Regions from separate parts of the Homo sapiens genome. Here region 2 is linked to region 1. Evidence: chromatin loops called from intact Hi-C (ENCODE). Cell type or tissue: Caco-2. All regions are shown on one strand. Links, peaks and the distances in the headings refer to the core of each region. The heading gives the core; the rest is flanking DNA.

Evidence for each region. Peaks named below come from ENCODE experiments on the same cell type or tissue, not always from the same donor. Only the 100,000 strongest peaks of a DNase experiment are listed, where the experiment ranks them.
Region 2: it touches region 1 in a loop (4-fold over the local background); 12 of 110 quality-filtered maps call a loop at or near these places.

Annotation. Positions count from the first base shown.
Region 1 is chr14:37,226,183-37,235,085 of GRCh38, reverse strand. The region is part of intron 1 of MIPOL1 (mirror-image polydactyly 1); the gene reads right to left. Among named protein-coding and RNA genes, the nearest start is that of MIPOL1, 33 kb to the right of the region's middle. In Caco-2, for the core only: a CTCF peak has its summit at 4,315 (motif pointing left); no DNase peak of the experiment used is centred there.
Region 2 is chr14:37,705,446-37,714,348 of GRCh38, reverse strand. The region is part of intron 7 of TTC6 (tetratricopeptide repeat domain 6); the gene reads right to left. Among named protein-coding and RNA genes, the nearest start is that of TTC6, 110 kb to the right of the region's middle. In Caco-2, for the core only: a CTCF peak has its summit at 4,764 (motif pointing left); no DNase peak of the experiment used is centred there.

The DNA.
Region 1 (8,903 bases), core at 3,338-5,837:
GGCACAATGGCTCACGCCTGTAATCCCAGCACTTTGGGAGGCCAAGGCAGGCGGATCACAAGGTCAGGAGATCAAGACCATCCTGGCTAACACGGTGAAACCCTGTCTCTATGAAAAATACAAAAAAAAAAAAAAAAAAAAAATTAGCCGTACGTGGTGGTGGGCGCCTGCAGTCCCAGCTACTCGGGAGGCTGAGGCAGGAGAATGGCCTGAACCCATGAGGCGGAGTTTGCATGGAGTCGAGATCGTGCCGCTACACTCCAGCCTGGGTGACAGAGTGAGACTCCGTTTCAAAAAAAAAAAAGAATTCAGCTAAGTGGACCACATTAGACCTCTATCAGTACTGCAGGGACCAATAAATGAGTAGTAACTAGAATGGAAGCCTACTATATTTTAGGCTTTGCTAACACTTTAACAAAAGCAACTGTCAGGAATTAAATTAAAGGTTTGGGTCCAGGTGTGGTGCCTCATGCCTGTAATACCAGCACTCTGGGAGGCTAAGACAGGAGAATTACTTGAGGCCAGGAGTTAAAGAGCTGCCTGGGTAACATAGCCAGACCTCATCTCTACAAAAAATTTAAAAATTAAAAATTAAGGCAAAGCATGGTGGCTCATGCCTGTAATACCAGCACGTTGAGATGCCAAGGTGGGTGGATCACTTGAGCCTAGGAGTTCGAGGCCAGCCAGGGCAATACAGCAAGATCCCACCTGAAAAAAAAAAAAAGAAAAGAAAAGAAAAGAAAAAAAGAAGGGACCAGACAATATTGAAGATGAAGCTCACTGCAGCAGATTGTTCACCTCTATTTTCAAGAAAAAAAAAAATTGTCGTGACCATGCCCTAACTGAACAGGACCAATGATTAACAGCAGAAACAATAACTAACACCACAGACGTCTCAATGGAATCAGCTTACACAATTCTGATTGAAGAATAAACCTGAGCAAACTTTCTACCCGATGGGTGCCAAAACCATTGTACCCAGATCAGCTGCAGACAACAGCAGAGCTTTCAATGGAAATTTTAAATAAGTAGGATCAAGATCCTGAAGCATTTCTTTGAAGACTGTAACAGAGATAAACATGGTTTTATACCAGTATGATCCTGAAGACCAAGTCCAACCAAAGCAATGGCTACCAAAAAGTGAAAGTGGTCCAGTCAAAGCAAAAGTGGACTGGTCAAGAGCAAAGGCCATGGCAACAGTTTTTTAAGATGTTCGAGGCATTTTGATTGTTGACTTTCTAGAAGGCCAAAGAATGATAACATCTGCTTATTATGAAAGTGTTTTGAGAAAGTTAGCTAAAGCTTTAGCAGAAAAATGCCTAGAAAAGCTTCACCAGAGAGGCCTCCTCCCCCACAGCAATGCTCCTGCTCATTCCTCTCATCAAACAAGGGCAATTTTGTGAGAGTTCTGATGGGAAATCATTAAGTATTCACCTTATAGTCCTGATTTGGCTCCTTCTGACTTCTTTGTGTTTCCTAATCTTAAAAAATCTGTAAAAGGCATTCATTTTTCGTCAGCTAATGATGTAAAAATGACCGCACTGACATGGTTAAATTCCTAGGACCCTCAGTTCTTTAGGGATGGACTAAATGGCTGGTATCATTACCAACAAAAGTGTCCTGAACTTGATGACACTTATGTTGAGAAATAAAGTTTATATTTTTTATCTTTTAATTCCATTTTTCCATAAACTTTTTGAAGCCTCCACATATAGAATAAACTTTTTGAAAAAGTTAAAGGTTTCTGAAAAAATATGAAAGTTAAATACAGCCAACTGACTTCTTCTTGGGGCCAATTTATATTTAAATTGCACTCAGGCCACAAGTACCTGATGTTAACCTAACCTTTGTAGTGTCTGTATTACAAACACTGGCCCCAACAATCAAAGAATGACTGGAAATTTTAGGGAGTATTGAATTACTGAATCAAGCCCAAATGGTGTTTTCAGTAGCATTTCATCACAATAAAATACACGTGTTACCCCAAATAGTGACACTAGAGGGTGCTCTCTTCCAAAAGACTGGTCAAGACTGGCATCAATTTAAAAAGATGAAGCCATACATGCATGGAGTGGATGCCTCACTAAGCTGATGAAACAGTATACACCTCAGCTACACTGGAGAAGACTTATATACTCACTTAGGATGACTACTGAATAGTTTAATCACTGTATAATCTGGGAATTTTAGAGTGGCCAGATTTTAATCTTTCTGCCTTGGCAGCATGATATAGCAATGGGATTGCAGGTTCATTAAAAGAAGTAAATGAAAATCAAATTTGCTTGATCTCCAGAATTAGAAAATATGTTGGCAGGCTGATTTAAAGGCCCCAACTGACATGATACTTATGAAAAATTGAGGAAAAAAAGTGAATTTGGTCTTAGAAAAGTGACACATGCAAGTAAATGCCTCCATCAATACTATAAAAAGGTACAAGTATTGCTGAAAGAGAAGAACAAATAATAGTCAAAATGGTAAGAGGATATTAAAAGGTACAAGTATGTGTTGACAGAAGAGGAAAAAGAATAGTCAGAAGGGTAAGATGACATTAGAAGACTTGTGAAGAGATATAGTTGCAATTTCCATTTTCCCATTGGATGGCTCAAGTCCTGGTGATCATTGGAATACTAGTATGTTTCTCCTTTTATATAAAATATTGAGAAAAAATGTGAGACAAATTATAAAAAGATGACTGAACATGTGTAGCAAGATACTAATAAGGGACAGAGAGTACACTGTGAAGAAAACAGTTAAGCTGATCTATACCTTAACCAAAACTCCTTATAAACCCTGATGTATAAAATTTATTAGCTGAGTGATAATTCTTCAATTAGTAACTTCTTTTATAACTTCTATTTTCTAGGTATTACTTGTATTCACAGTGTGTCTTTATAACATTGTATACTATAAAACAGTATACATTAGGTACACTGCAGAAGTCAAGCATGATTTATATGCCAAACAATAATAAAATATTTTTTATTTTTTATTTTAATTTTTTTTAGAGACAGTGTTTGGCTCTGTCATCCAGGCTGGAGTGCAGTGGTGTGGTCATAGCTCACTGCAGCCTCAAATTCCTGGGCTCAAGTGATCCTCCCACCTCAGCCTCCTGAGTAGCTTAGACTACAGGCACATACCACCATATCCGGCTACTTTTGTAAAATTTTTTGTAGAGATACGATCTCCCTATGTTGCCCAGGCTGTTCTTTAACTCCTGGCCTCAAACGAGGCTCCCACCTCAGCCTCCTAAAGTGCTAGGATAACAGGTGCGAGCCACTACTCCCGGCCTGTAGGGCTTTTATTCAGTTTTCTCACACCTCTTTGATAGTAATTTTTTTTTAGTGATTAACCTTTACTGATTGTTCCAAAACATTCATCTTAGTTTTCCTAGAGAGAATGCTTTTTATAATGAAATTTCCATTAGCTTACTTTAATATAATTATATAATTATGATCACAGATACAATTAGCATAAACAGGTTTGAGAACAAACACACCTGATACTACTTTTTAAGTAGAGAAATCAACTGGTAAATGCAGAAGTATCTACAAGACATTCATCTATTAGCCTTAGTATCAAGCACACCATAGAAATCAGTCAGTATGTTAATATCAGTGGGAATGCAGAACTTCCATTATTTTGGCAAATCATTGAGTGCAAGCCATTTAAAATAATTTCAACTGTATATTGAAAATATTAGCTGGGCACAGTGGCTCATGCCTGTAATCCCAGCACTTTGGAAGGCCAAAGCAGGAGTCCTGCTTGAGGCCAGGAGTTTGAGACCAGCCTGGGAAACACAGGGAGAATCCATCTCTATGAAAAATAAAAACATTAGCTGGGCATGGTGGTGAGTGCCTGTAGTCCTAATTACTCCAGAGGCTAAGGTGGGAGGATCGCTTGAAACCAGGAGTTTGAGGCTGCAGTGATCACACCACTGCACTCCAGCCTGGGCGATACAGCAAGACCTTGTCTCAAAAATAATAATAATAATACTAATAAAATCTTTTACATTTTCTTGGTCATTAGAGTACTGACTCAAAGTGTAAGGACAGACCAATAAAAACTCACTAACTCCACCAATCAACTGTACACATTCTCCACAGATAACCGGAAAATAACATATAGATAGATAGATAGAGATATATGGAATAAAATTATATTTTGCCTCTAGTTACATAATGAATAGGTAAAATATTGAATTGTACTACATATTGGTTTACTTAAGTTTAATATTATTATCTCATCGGCTGCATTCCCTTGTTTGCCATGCAGTAGCACAATATCATTAGTATACAGCGCCACCTACTGGAGAAATAGACTCACTTTGCAAAGCTTATATATCAGTCCTTTTTATTAATTTTGCAGTAAACCTAACAAAACTGACTTTTAGAAAACCCAGCTTTTCATCTATAACATGTAATTACCCACATTTTTCCTAACCAAGATTCTGACCAAAATTTCTCATTTGATAAGTAATATTTATGAATACTTGGGATTTCTTCAACATCTTATAAAATTTTCCCATAGGAAAAAGAAAAGTGGCAGCTGATTTCTCCAAGGAAAAACTTAGTATTCACGCTGTCCCTTTAAGGAAGATGATAAAATATACAAAGCTACTCCACAAGATAGAGATATGGAGCAACACCCTGCAAGCATCACTGTAAAACTCTCTTCAAAGTTCCACTGGTCACAATAACAAACAGCTAGAGACATATACAAAAGCAGAAGCAGCGTTTCTCAACACTTTGTTGACCTTTTCCTATTAATAAATAACATAGCAAAACTTTTTTTATTTCTTAAAAATTCGGTGAAAATTTTTAGTCCTGTTAGAGCAGGTTTAAGATTATCAAAATTCACCTCTTAATAATGATTTTTAAATGCATATTTATGTATCTTGACAAGTCACAATTGTACATATTTATGCACAACATGTTGTTTTGAAATATACATTGTGGAATGGGTGCATCAAGCTAATTAACATATGCATTATCTCACATGTCTTTTTTGTGGTGAAAACACAAAATCTACTCTCTTAGCAATTTTTAAGAATATAATACATTGTTATTAACTGTAGTCACCATGTTTTACAATAGCTCTCTTGAACTTATTCCTCCTGTCAAACCGAAATTTTGTCTCCTTTGACCAACATCTCCCCAATCACTCCCATCCCCAACCTTTAGCCCCTGATAACCATCATCTTCCTATTTCTAAATCCAACTTTTTTAGATTCTACATATAAATGAGACCATGCAGTCTTTTTGTAACATATATAGTTTTAATGTAAAAATATTTTAATCCTTAATGTAACTAAACTTTGAGTCAAACCCCATTTTTGAATCATGACAAAAAGTATGTAAATTTAATTTAATAAAAGCCCCTAAAATCAATCACCAGCATAAAGAGGTATATAATCAGTAGTGACCGTAACAGATTTTTCCTCCTAATAGTTTTATTTCTACATCGCTGCATAAACTCAATATGGAATTTAAGTATATATCTCTTCATGTTGTTGACTTAATTTAATAATGTTAATTGGTCTGCTACTCTGTAATGTTAATTCATATAACCAATGGGCTTTTTGGGTTTTGTTTTGTTTTTTGGTTAGTTTAGTCTTAGTGGCAAAAATGAATAATGGGCTTGGCTGGGTGCAGTGGCTCACACCTGTAATCCCAGCACTCTAGGAGGCCAAAGGCAGATAGATCACTTGAATCCAGGAGTTTGAGACCAGCATAAGCAATATGGCAAAATCTCGTCTCTACAAAAAATACTAGCTGGGTGTGGTAGCACACGCATGTAGTCCCAGCTACTTGGGGGCTGCAGTAAGAGATCACTTGAGCCAGGGAGGAGGTTACAGTGAGCTGAGATCACACCACTGCAGTCTAGCCTGGGCAACAGAGTGAGACCCCGTCTCAAACACATACACACACAAATTAATCTTTTAATAATATTTATAAATTTAACAATGCACTCATTCATGTCTCTAGTGCCTGTTTTGCACAATACCTAGAAAAGTATATATATGTTTAAATAAGCTATATACAGTAAAGATGTTTGATGAAATTGTTGACTTATTTTAGAAACTTTACCATTTTCAATCTATTAACTTTTCTTTATTGGTCAGGATACTTATTTTACCAAATCAAATCTATTCATTTATTTAGAGACAGGGTCTCACTATGCTGACAAGGCTGGTCTCAAACTCCTGGCCTCAAGCAATTCTCCCGCCTTGTCCTCCCAAAGTGCTGGGATTACAAGTATGAGCCACTGTGCCTGGCCACAAATTGTTTTCAGTATTTCTTCTTTTGGGTGCCTTGCAACACTAATTACACACGAAAAATGTGAAGCAAAGTATTTTTGATAAGTTGATTTTTTAATTATTGTTTCAGACCTTTAACCCAACCTGAAGAGAGAAGATAAAGATAGTATCAGTGGTTGAAAGAAAGATAATTTGCTTCCTAAAGAAAGAACTACATTTCATAGGTAACCCAATACAAAGTTTTCTGCTATTCTCTGGGTCATGGTGCCATCATGTCACTACCATCATCCCTAGACCCTAGCAATAAACTGTTTGTTCTATTTACGAGGACAAGAAACTAAACGGTTTTTTAGGTAAGGTAAGGTTGGAGTTTTTGTCCTAAAAATGTTTTAATCAGAAGTCAGGAAGGTGTCCAGTTCCCCTTAAGACAATGAACTGCAAAAGGCTGTCAGTTCTCTTCCCCAAAATCCACCTGGAACTACTAAAAAAAAAAAAAAAAAAAAAGAAAAGAAAGAAATCATTGACCTGAGGAACCAACCAAAAACTTCAAGAAATCTGTGTCAACTGTCTTGAAATAGGGTTGGGGGCCACCTCAGGTGAAAGGTAGACACTGGTGATGCTGAAAGAATAGGTGAGAGAAAAATGTGTAATGTGTATGGTTCTTAAGTCCCTGATGTTGCCTTAGGTCAATCATTGTCTGTCCCACCAATACAGAAATCCACAGCAATAGCCCAAGCAGCAAGTGCCAAATGGTACTGTCAAGGCAGGGTAAAAATCTTGCTGGAGTAATGAAAAGAGATGAGATCTAACCATCATTTCCTCTTCTACTCTATCCCTTTCCAAATCCCCATCCTAGTTGGATTATAACCATAGCAGTTCCTATTAAATGTGCAGGAAAATCATATTTCCTAGCCTTATTTATATTTTGGTCACTTGAATTGTAGACAAAGTAGTGTGGGCAGATGTGATACAAGCGAATTTCAGGACTTACCATTAAAGGCATTCTATGAGCTCCTTTAGCCTTCTCTTCTCCCACAACAACCTTGAGAACCTTGCGATGGTGGCATCACAAGATAGAAGGAGCTTTAATCTCTAAGCCAAACTCTGTATGAGTGAAACACCAAAAATTATTTGGGTGTTATAAGTGCAAGATAGTCTCTCCTATCCTGGTACACAACTTAAAGAGATTGCCAGCCTACTTCCCTCAATGCTGACTAAAGGAGTTCCTTGTTGCAATAACAACAAATGTCAACAGTGATTCTGTGGTGCCTGAGACTCAATAACCTCCAGCTCACCCCACTTCCACTTGTGAAAATACACACACACATACACACACACAAACACACACACCACACACTTCATGTTTTAGACCTTGGATGTGTCTCTGTTCTGCTGCACCACCATTTCCAAACCCCAGATATGAGGAGAGATAGTATACAATGACTCTGTATAGGTTAAATAATTAACTACACTTAAAAAAATTCAAATTATTGAATACATGAATAGACTATACAGTGTTAATTGATCACCTCTTTGGGGGAAATGCACCATTTCATTTGAACAGCAAGCAGTCTCTAAGAAGCAGGAAAAGGCAAGAAATAGATTCTCCCTAAGAGATGCTAAAAATCCCCAGCCCTACTGCCATTTTCATTTTAGCCCAGTGAAAATTATTTCACATTACTGACCTCCAGAACCGTAAGATAATAAATTTGTGTTGTTTTAAGCCACCCAATTAGTGATTTTTTACAGCTGTTACAGCAGCAGTAGGAAACTAATACATATGCCTTATGAGTTCCCTAGCTCTCACAGCACCTCATATATTCAGAGACATTTTCAGCTTCTTACAAAACAAATTCAAAAGAGGCAGCATCACAGTCAAGAATTAACTGGACACTGAATTCTTAATAATCAGGAAGCTGCCAAAAATCTTATCTCCAAACTCCCAAGGAGTATTTCTCACACTACCCAGAAAGGAGTCCTAAGCCAGCATGTTAGCTGAAAGGTAAAACACTTTCCCTTTTTTTTTGAAATAGGATCTCACTCCACTGCCCAGGCTGGTGTGCAGTAGTGCAACCATGGCTCACTGCAGTCTTGAACTCCCAGGCTCAAGCAATCCTCCCATCTCAGCCTCCTGAGTTACTGGGACTAAAGGCATGCATGCACCACCACACCCAGTGATATGGTTTTGCTGTGTCCCCACCCAAAAGTCATCTTGAATTGTAGCTCCGATAATTCCCTCATGTTGTGGGAGGGACCCAGTGGGAGAAAATCGAATCGTGGGGGTGGTTTCCCCCATACTGTTCTCGTGGTAGTGAATAAGTCTCATGAGATCTGATGGTTCTATAAGGGGGAACCCCTATTGCTTGGCTCTCACTGTCTTCTCTTGTCTGCTGCCTTGTGAGACGTGCCTTTCATCTTCTACCATGATTGTGAGGCCTCTCCATCCACGTAGAACTGTGAGTCCACCACATGGAACTGTGAATCCATTAAACCTCTTTCTTTTGTAAATTGCCCAGTCTTGGGTGTGCCTTTATCAGCAGCATGAAAGCAGACTAATACAGCAAATTACTACCAGCAGAGTGGGGTGCTGCTGTGGATACCCAAAAATGTGGAATCAACTTTGGAACTGGGTAATACTCAGGGGTTG
Region 2 (8,903 bases), core at 3,506-6,005, 480 kb before region 1:
GATCTCTCACCTACTCCCCATTCCAAGCTCACACATACACACAAAGTTTCATTTCTTGGGTGGGGCAAAGCATCAGCCTAAGCAGAAGTACCTTCTCACATTATGGTTCTCCCTTCTTGCTGAGATGAACAGAAAACTGTGTAGGCATCAAGTCTTTCTTCTAGGCTACAAGCTACATATACATGAGAATATATATGGAACAAAACTTATCAATAAAAGATTAAGCTAAACAGATGAGATAAATCAAAATTTGAAAGTAAATGTGTCATTAATTACTGACCTACAGACTGGCTTAAAAATACATTAACTTTTGTATTATAACACTTAACTGTAAAATAAATATAAAATGAACATAAAGACAAAATATCTAAGAATATATACACAGTCATGTGCCACATACATAATATAGATATATCAATTTCACATTGAAGCATTTAAAGCTACTGTTCCCTCTAACTTATTGATATACTATTATAGGAAGAAACACATTACGAGTTACCAAATGTGAAAACTAAGCATACAAAAACCCAACTGATTTCAGTTGTTTAATAATATACTGAAATCCTCAAATCCCATGATACCTGCTGTTAAGAAGTAGACCCACTCAGAGGCAGGCTGAAGAAGATATGGCTTTGTCAGAGTAGAGTCATGAATAAAAGCTTCCTATCTTACCTACTAAAATACCTGAATTCAAAGAGAGGTTAAAACTCTACTCCCAGCAAGGTGAATACCACTGCCACTTAACACCCATTCCATCCTCCTTCTAATGTGCTTTCCTGAACTGCCAAGGATGGAGAGGTAAAACTCTCTTGGCCAGGCATGGTGGTTCATGCCTGTAATCCCAGCACTTTGGGAGGCTGAGGCAGGCAGATCACTTGAGGCCAGGAGTTCAAGACCAGCCTAGCCAACATAGCAAAACCTCGTCTCTACTAAAATACAAAAGTTAGCTGGGTGTAGTGGCACACACCTGTAGTCCCAGCTACTCAGGAGGCTGAGGCACAGTTGTTTTAACTCGGGGTGGAGGTTCCAGAAGCCAATGTTCTAGATATTATTTGGAATCCACCAACCAAATGCAATTAGAAGGCAGAAGGTTCTAATGTTTCTGTTGGCAAGTACAGTCATGACAATGTTGAGTTCTTCTGTAGCAGTGTTCCAGTTATGACTTTGTGAGTTGTGTTTTTTACTGGTTTGTTTTTTGCCAGTGAGCATGTCAAACAGACACAGTGTGGCTCCAGAGTCCAAAGCTGTGACAGTAAAAGCTACTTAATCCCTGAATCTCAGTTAAGGTGGTATGTTGCCAGTGCTGGCTTCCAGATTTGCCGCCTTCCTGTGTCAGGAACAGCAGCACCCTAGGCAGCCAGTTAAACATGCTCTGTGAATCATCCCTGGGAGATCTCCCTACCTAATGCCCCATTTTTCTAACCCTCTCATTGATTTTAAAACACCAAATTCCCATTACTAAGTCCCTTTTTGCTTAAAATAGCTAAAGCTGTGATACAGTTTGGCTGTGTCCCCACCCAAATCTCATCTTGAATTGTAGTTCCCATAATGCCCATGTGTTGTGGGAGGGACCCGGTGGGAGGTAATTGAATTACGGGAGTGGTTACCCCATAGTGCTGTTCTCGTGATGTGAGTGATTTATCACAAGAGCTGATGGTTTCATAAGGGGCTTTTCCCCCTTTTGTCCATCATTTCTCCTTGCTGCCACCATGTGAAGAAGGACATGTTTGCTTCTCCTTCCACCATGATTGTAAGTTTCCTGAGGCCTCATCAGCCCTGCAGAACTGTGAGTCAATTAAGCCTCCTTCTTTTATAAATTACCCAGTCTTGGGTCTGTCTTGATTAGCAGCATATGAACAGACAAATACAAGATGTTTCTGTTTTCCGAAGCTGAATTCCAGTGTATCCAGGAAAACAAAAGAACAGGGGAAGGTCTAGGGACTAAGAAAATGAGCCAAGTGAATACAGACATCAGGATCAATAAGTATTTCTAAGATAGGTTGGGAGGAGAGGGAGATGGTGATGAGGAGAGCAGTGACTAAGAAGTTATCTAGAAGCACTGCTCTACTTTTCTCTGGCTCTATGCCAGAAACAGGATAGTAAAAGTCATTTACAACTTATTGTCTTTTGCTCTTTCACATTCCAAAAACACGCTAAATAAACAGAAATATGGATTGGTTGGAAGAAAGTGAAGGTCATCGGACATTCTAAAGTGCATAGCTCTGGTAGACATGAATGGGGGCCTTGGTGGAAAGGCATACCTAAGGTTAGCCTTTATGCTCCTGTATGACAAAGATGAAGCACTTACCTGGAAATTTTTATCCGGATTTTCCCTGCTTCCTTCTTTTTGTCCAGAGAAAAGAACGAACCCTTTCTAGAGTTCTCTTTGAAAAACACCACTATCTCAGTGGTTCAGACTGAAAATCTCTTCATCACCAATCTCTTCCTCACTCCCAACAGTAATGACTATTTCTGTTCATTCTCCCTCCATGATGTCTCTCCTGTTCACTGTATCTTCTCTCAACTGAGTCCTGTGATATCATCTTTGCTGGTCCCTTACCTCCAGACCCTCCCTCCTTCAATCCAAGCCACATATCCCTGCAACTGTTGTTATCAGTCACCCCCTCTGCAAACATCTCACTGACTACACACACAGTATATACAACCCAAGCTCCTGACCCTGGCAGTAAGGGTCTTTCACAGTCTGGGCACCATCTGCTTTGCCAACTCTGCTTCCTTCCCCCAACCTTCCACCCAAGCTACATTTGCAATGCAAAAAAAATGCCTTATGTGCTGGGATTACTCCAGGAGCAATAGGGGAAACAGGCAAAATCAACAGGCCATTATAGTAATGAGTGGCTATGGAAATGGAGAATGATGAGAGCAAGACCTTCAGATCTCAATTCCTCCACGAGACCTTTACAAATCCTCCTCTACCCAGCCCAGATTCATGTCTGACTCCCTGGTTTCCCTGTTGCATTTGATCTGCTCTTTCATTACACAATATACTGCATTCTATTCCGTATGCCTTTTTCACAGTAGAGCATAGGCTTGTTTGGGAGAAAAAGTGAGACTTACTCATTTTCTGTCTCCCAAAAATTTGAATGGAGTAGGTACTAAATAAATATTGTTGAATTTTGGCTGAGTAAGAAAAGTCTCACAGCCAAAGCCAGCCCCAGACTCTGCCCTGGGAAGCAGAATCATTGGTAAGGCAGGAGATGCTGGGTAGTTCTCAAAGTGTATTCCCTATCGAGCATCATTAGTATCATATAACAACTTGTTAGGAATGTAAGTTATTGAGCCCCAACACAGACCTAATGAGTCAGAAACTCAGGAGCTGAGGCCTAGCTATCTGTGTTATAGCCAGCCCTGAAGGTGATTCTGTGCACTCTGAAGATGGAAAACCACTAAGGTACTCAATCTTTCCTAAAACAGCCTAATCATAAGAATATCCTGGGATGAAATCAAATCTACACCTTCCCAGACCCCTTCTCTGAAGATTCTAATTCAGTAGGTTTGCGATAGATCCTGGGAATTGATACACTTATGAAACAACCCAGATGACTCTTATCCTCAAGGAAGACTAAAAATCACTGATATAGTGGAAAGAGTGAGCCTTTGGAATGAGGTTAAAAAACAGAATTTGGGCCCCTCACTGTGCTATGTTTCCTCTTCAGTCTGTTTCCTCATTTACAAATGGCAACAGTGATTGAGTTTTTCAGAGTCAAATGTCTTAGAAATCATGTATGTGAAGAGGCTTGTACACAGAATATGCTAAGAAAGTGATTGATATTACAACCATTATTGTTTATGATCATTGAGGGAGTTGAATGAAGGAAACAAGCCCACCTCTCTCAGAGTGAAAGTTGAACCTCCTTTTGGGTCAATATTGGTCTCCCATGAGGCCAGAGAGAGAAATATATTTGTGATTGTATGATGCTGTTAAAGAAGTTTGGAAAACATTTGTTCTAAGCTGTGAGTACTCTGAAAAAATCTCTGCACACATCTTCTATGAGTTACATAAAGGTGACTGTGAGCTACATCTTGTGAAGCATGGAGAAGGGATCTCCCTCCAACAATCTTCCCCTACCTTGGTATGACCCCAACAGAGAGGTTCTCCATCACAGCTTCACTATCTCTTCCTTAACAAATTTATCTTGCTCTTTGGTATACAAAAGCCTGAGAGAGGCTTCACAGGATGTTGCTCACAGTCACTCTTAGGTAACCCATAGAAGATGTATACAGGGAAATTTGAAGAGTGCTCACATACAAAAGTTTCATCAAAGTCAATCTCACATGCAATGGTTCTATTCTAGATACCATTTTTTAAAGTGCTCATAGCAAATCGCTAAACTGATTTCACAACCCACTCACTGGGTCGCAATCCACAATTTGAAAAACATTAACTTACAGAGAATGTTGTTTAAAAAGCAGATGCCAAGGTCTGGAAAAAGCTTTAGGTTTTCATCTTCTTGAAAATATTAATCTACAAATAGCTTTCTTTAGTCCTTTATAATTTTTTTCTTTGAAATCTGCAGCAGAGGCATATGAATATTATGTATGTTTTAAAAAGATCAGAAAATACAGTCTTGATAAAATCAGTCTATAGAAGAGTAAGTGTATAACTATATAATTTTTTTTTTTTTTTTTTTTTTTACAAAACATGATTGGGAAGGGGAAAATTGTATTTGTAATCATCGTAACTTCATTGCTACATGCAAACAGTGACATCTGGTGGAATGATACTGCTTTACTTTTTTAAAAATCCAGCTTTCACATATTGGCAGTTATGGTAACAGACAAATTTTCAAATAATTCCTTTTTGGGTATTTCCAAGTAAAAACAGAAATACACAAGGGTAAACTCTTAACAGACATTGATAGTGCATACTGAAATGATTTTTTGTCATACCAAACTGTCATACTGATGGGGCTATTTGTTCAAAGTGGATATAACAGAAATTTAAAATGAGGTTACTATTAATTCCAGTTCTATCTCTGCCACCCACTGTGATACAGAGTGCAAAGCTTTGCCTCAGTCTCCTCATACATAATATGAGAGGCTTAGGCTAGGGAACTACTAAGATCTCTTACAACTCTGTTCAATGTACTTCTGTGACATGTATCACCAACTCACACAGTGATTCTTACGTTCTTAGGTCACTGCTTGGATTATGCAGCAAGAACAAGGCCATGTAAGGGGTAGGGGTGGGGCCAGGATTAGACCTGATCATTGAGAAATGGCAGATGGTAGGGGAAGGTCAGTCGCAGATACCTACACTGGTAGGAAATAAAAAGCATATGAGACAGAACAGAGTATTACAAATGAAGTGTAACAGACCACAGGTCCTGGGTGTACTGTAATTAGAAAGGTCTAGCATGAGATGATGGCACATTTGGGTGGGGGGCAACCAGTGATAGGAAGTATAAAACCAGGCAATATTCAGAGACTGCAAAGCTTTCAGTAATTAACAACAGAGAAGTCTCCCACAATGACCAAGGCCACATCCTTGGCCTAGAATCAAAACAGGATTTTCAGTTCCTAGGAGGGAACAAGCAATAGTAAGATAAAAATCCTCATCCTGAATAAGCAGAAGCCCTGCTTCCAAAATTGGTTCACAATTGGTCAAATACAAACCACCAAGGGCAAGTAAAATATGCTTCACACAGATTATCCAACTAAGCCTCTTCACATTCTTCCTAGATTAGGTCAAATTGGTCCTAAAAACAGAATGAGAGCGAGTATACAGAATTAAGCATAAAGAGAAAAAATAAAATGGCCTTTCACAAATACACAAAGCAGTAGAATATAATAAAAGCCACATTTAAAATTATAAAGACCTGGGCTTGAATCCCAGCCGTTACTAGCTACATAAACATGGATTAGTCAATCATTACGCTGTATTTTTTATTTGGGAAATAAAATGATTTTATCTACTACATAGAGTTGTTATTAATACAAAATTATATAATAAATGTAGTGTACTTCAATGCATTTTTCTGTTAGATAATTTTCCATTTTCTTAACAATATTACTACCTTATTTGAAGGATTTGGATAAAATCTTTCAAATAAAAGCACTCCTTATACATTTGATTTGTAAGCTATCATTAGTAGAGACAGTAAGTCAAAATAATTACTCATATATGTGTCTCTACATTTGTATTTATATATATAGATATATATCCTCAAAGAAATATGTTATCAAAATAACATCTATAATGTCATTTTCATAAAATGTATGTATACATAATATATGTGTATGCACAGAAGAAAAGCTTATAGTAATCTACCATATAGAAAACCCGATAGGAAAAGGTCACCCTTATTACAATATTTTTAACGATCACAGAGAGAAACTATAGAGGCAAATTTTTCAGATCTTGTCCCATCCCACCCCCAATGCCTTTCAGGATTCTGAGTGACTCAACTGCTAACATAAACCTGCATCTCTGGTTCTCCTACTTAAGATCTAAAAGTACTATTCTAATACCTCCAAGATAAACAGTCAAAAATGTTTGGTAAATCTATCCAATATTAACTTTGGGTAGCCAGAAATAACTTGTCTTCATTCAAAGTTGAGTACACAGAAAAACCCAAAATGATTTCTGTGAAGACAGTCTCCAAACTACAAAAATGAAATATAGCATTCAAAAAGTGACAGGAAGAACATCCTTTTGAGAAAGATTTATTATAGGAAACAAAAATATTTTAGAAAGATTCTGCTTTGTGTTCTTGAGGTAATAAAATTCAGATAAACAAAAGCGATTGTCTTAAGAGACTGATAGAATTTAGAAAAAAATCTGTAAATGCCATAGCAGTCTCACAATGAAAATTAGAAGGACTTTTTAAAATTTATACCACAGAAAATGAAACCACTGAAGTACAGAGGTTTAAGAGATAAATCTAAGCAAAACAATGATAAATATAGAGGAAAGATAGTGAAAATCCAACATACAGCTAATTGATATTCCTGAAGAAATGCACAAAATAAGTAGAATAGAAACATTACTCAACATAAAACAAAAAAGTCTTATACTGAAATATAGTGTACTATATTTGCATATAAGAAGAGCTTTCCATGTACCCCCAAAAATTAATTAGAAAGCAATCCACTCTCAAACATACGCTAGGGAAATTGTTCATTTTAAAGCAAAACATAAAATTCTGTAAGCATCAAGATGAGTAGGAGAAAAATATTACATGCAAATAAATGAAAAACAGGTTGGTTTCAGATTTCTGTATCACAAGATTAGATATCAGATAATGATACAAACAAAAAACACATAGGCAAATGCTGACAGACAAAACAGATTATAGGAAATAGCAAAGAAGCAAAAAAGGAAAAAGAGAATATAAAATGACAAAAATAATACCAAGTACATCTGATAGGACAATAAATGAATATGGGGTGACCCAACCTATTAGAAAAAAACCTATCAGAAAAAAAATTCTGATAAGCTCAAAAAATATTTAAGTCTATGCAATCTACAAGGGACACAACTAAGACAGACTAAAATGAAAATGGAAATATATGCCATATAAATAAAGCAAAAAATAAAACAAAGTGGTTTTCACTTTTATGGGTTAAGTGTACAATGAAAACAAAAGGATCACAATTAACAGTTTCTTGAATTTTCTCCCACACACGCAGAAAAAATTGTTTTATATAATACACATGTTGTTTCTGAATTTAGTTCTAACCCTTTCAGAATACAAAATTCTACCTCATTCTTTATTATGGTTGCAATGCATCTCATTATTGAATGCATAATTAAAATTCTTCCATGATAGACACTTAGGTTGTTTCCAGTTTTTAGTTATTATAAAAAGTGATATGATGAACATCCTTGTGCATTTCTCTTACCAATTGATAGTCATCAGCATATAAATGGCATTTAAAGCCATGGTCCTGGATAAGATCACCTTGGTAAGCCTGGGCACTCCAATGTTGAGAAGTCAAGAGATGAGGAGACACCAGGAGGAGGGACTGAGAAGCCATCCCCAGGGAAGCAGGAAGATAGCCAAGAAAGGAGTGGTCCCTAAGGCCAGGGATAAAGGTGACTTCTGGAAAAGTAAGTGATCAACTGTGTCAAACACAACTGAGAAGACAAGGACTGTGATATCTTAAAGCAAACCTGATCATGTCATTCTTCCTCAGAAAACCTATCAATGCTTTCCCAATTCACTGTGACTAAGAATCCCTCCCCCAAGCACTCACACGTGCCCTCACACATACATACGGGGTAACCATAAAATCCTGCCTCAGCTCTAGCTTCAAATGTATCACTGCTCTTCCTGTTCTCTAATACTGGACTTACTTCCAGTTATCAGATGGATTCCAATTGCCCACAGCATGAACTCAAACTTCAAACTGTATACAAATTTCCTGCATTTCTAACAAGTTCCCAGGTGATGGTGATGCCGCTAGTCTGCGGACTATACTTTGAGTACCAAAGATCTAAAACATTCTTTCCCCTCCTCCTTCCTATCTTCTATCCATCTTTCAGGTTTCAATTTAGGTATCAATCCTCAAACCTCCCCAAATAATCAGGGACTCCTCTTACATGTTTCCACATAGCACTCTGCACAACTCTATATTAATTGTCGCATTCACAGTAATTAATTCACCCTTCTTTTCACTGGTCTCCAGGTTCCCTGAGGGCAGTGATTATGTCTCTCCTGTTTGCAGATGCCTCTCTAGTGCCTACCTCTATGCCTACCACAGAGTTAAGCATATCATTTGATTACTCGGATCAATATTTATTGACATGGAAAGATGTTTACACATAAGTTTTTAAAAGTTAGGTTACAAAACATTATACATATAGTATTATTCTAGTTTTGTTCTATATGATTTATTTGCAAAAGGAAAAGTCTGGAATCCCATATTTAAGAATGTTA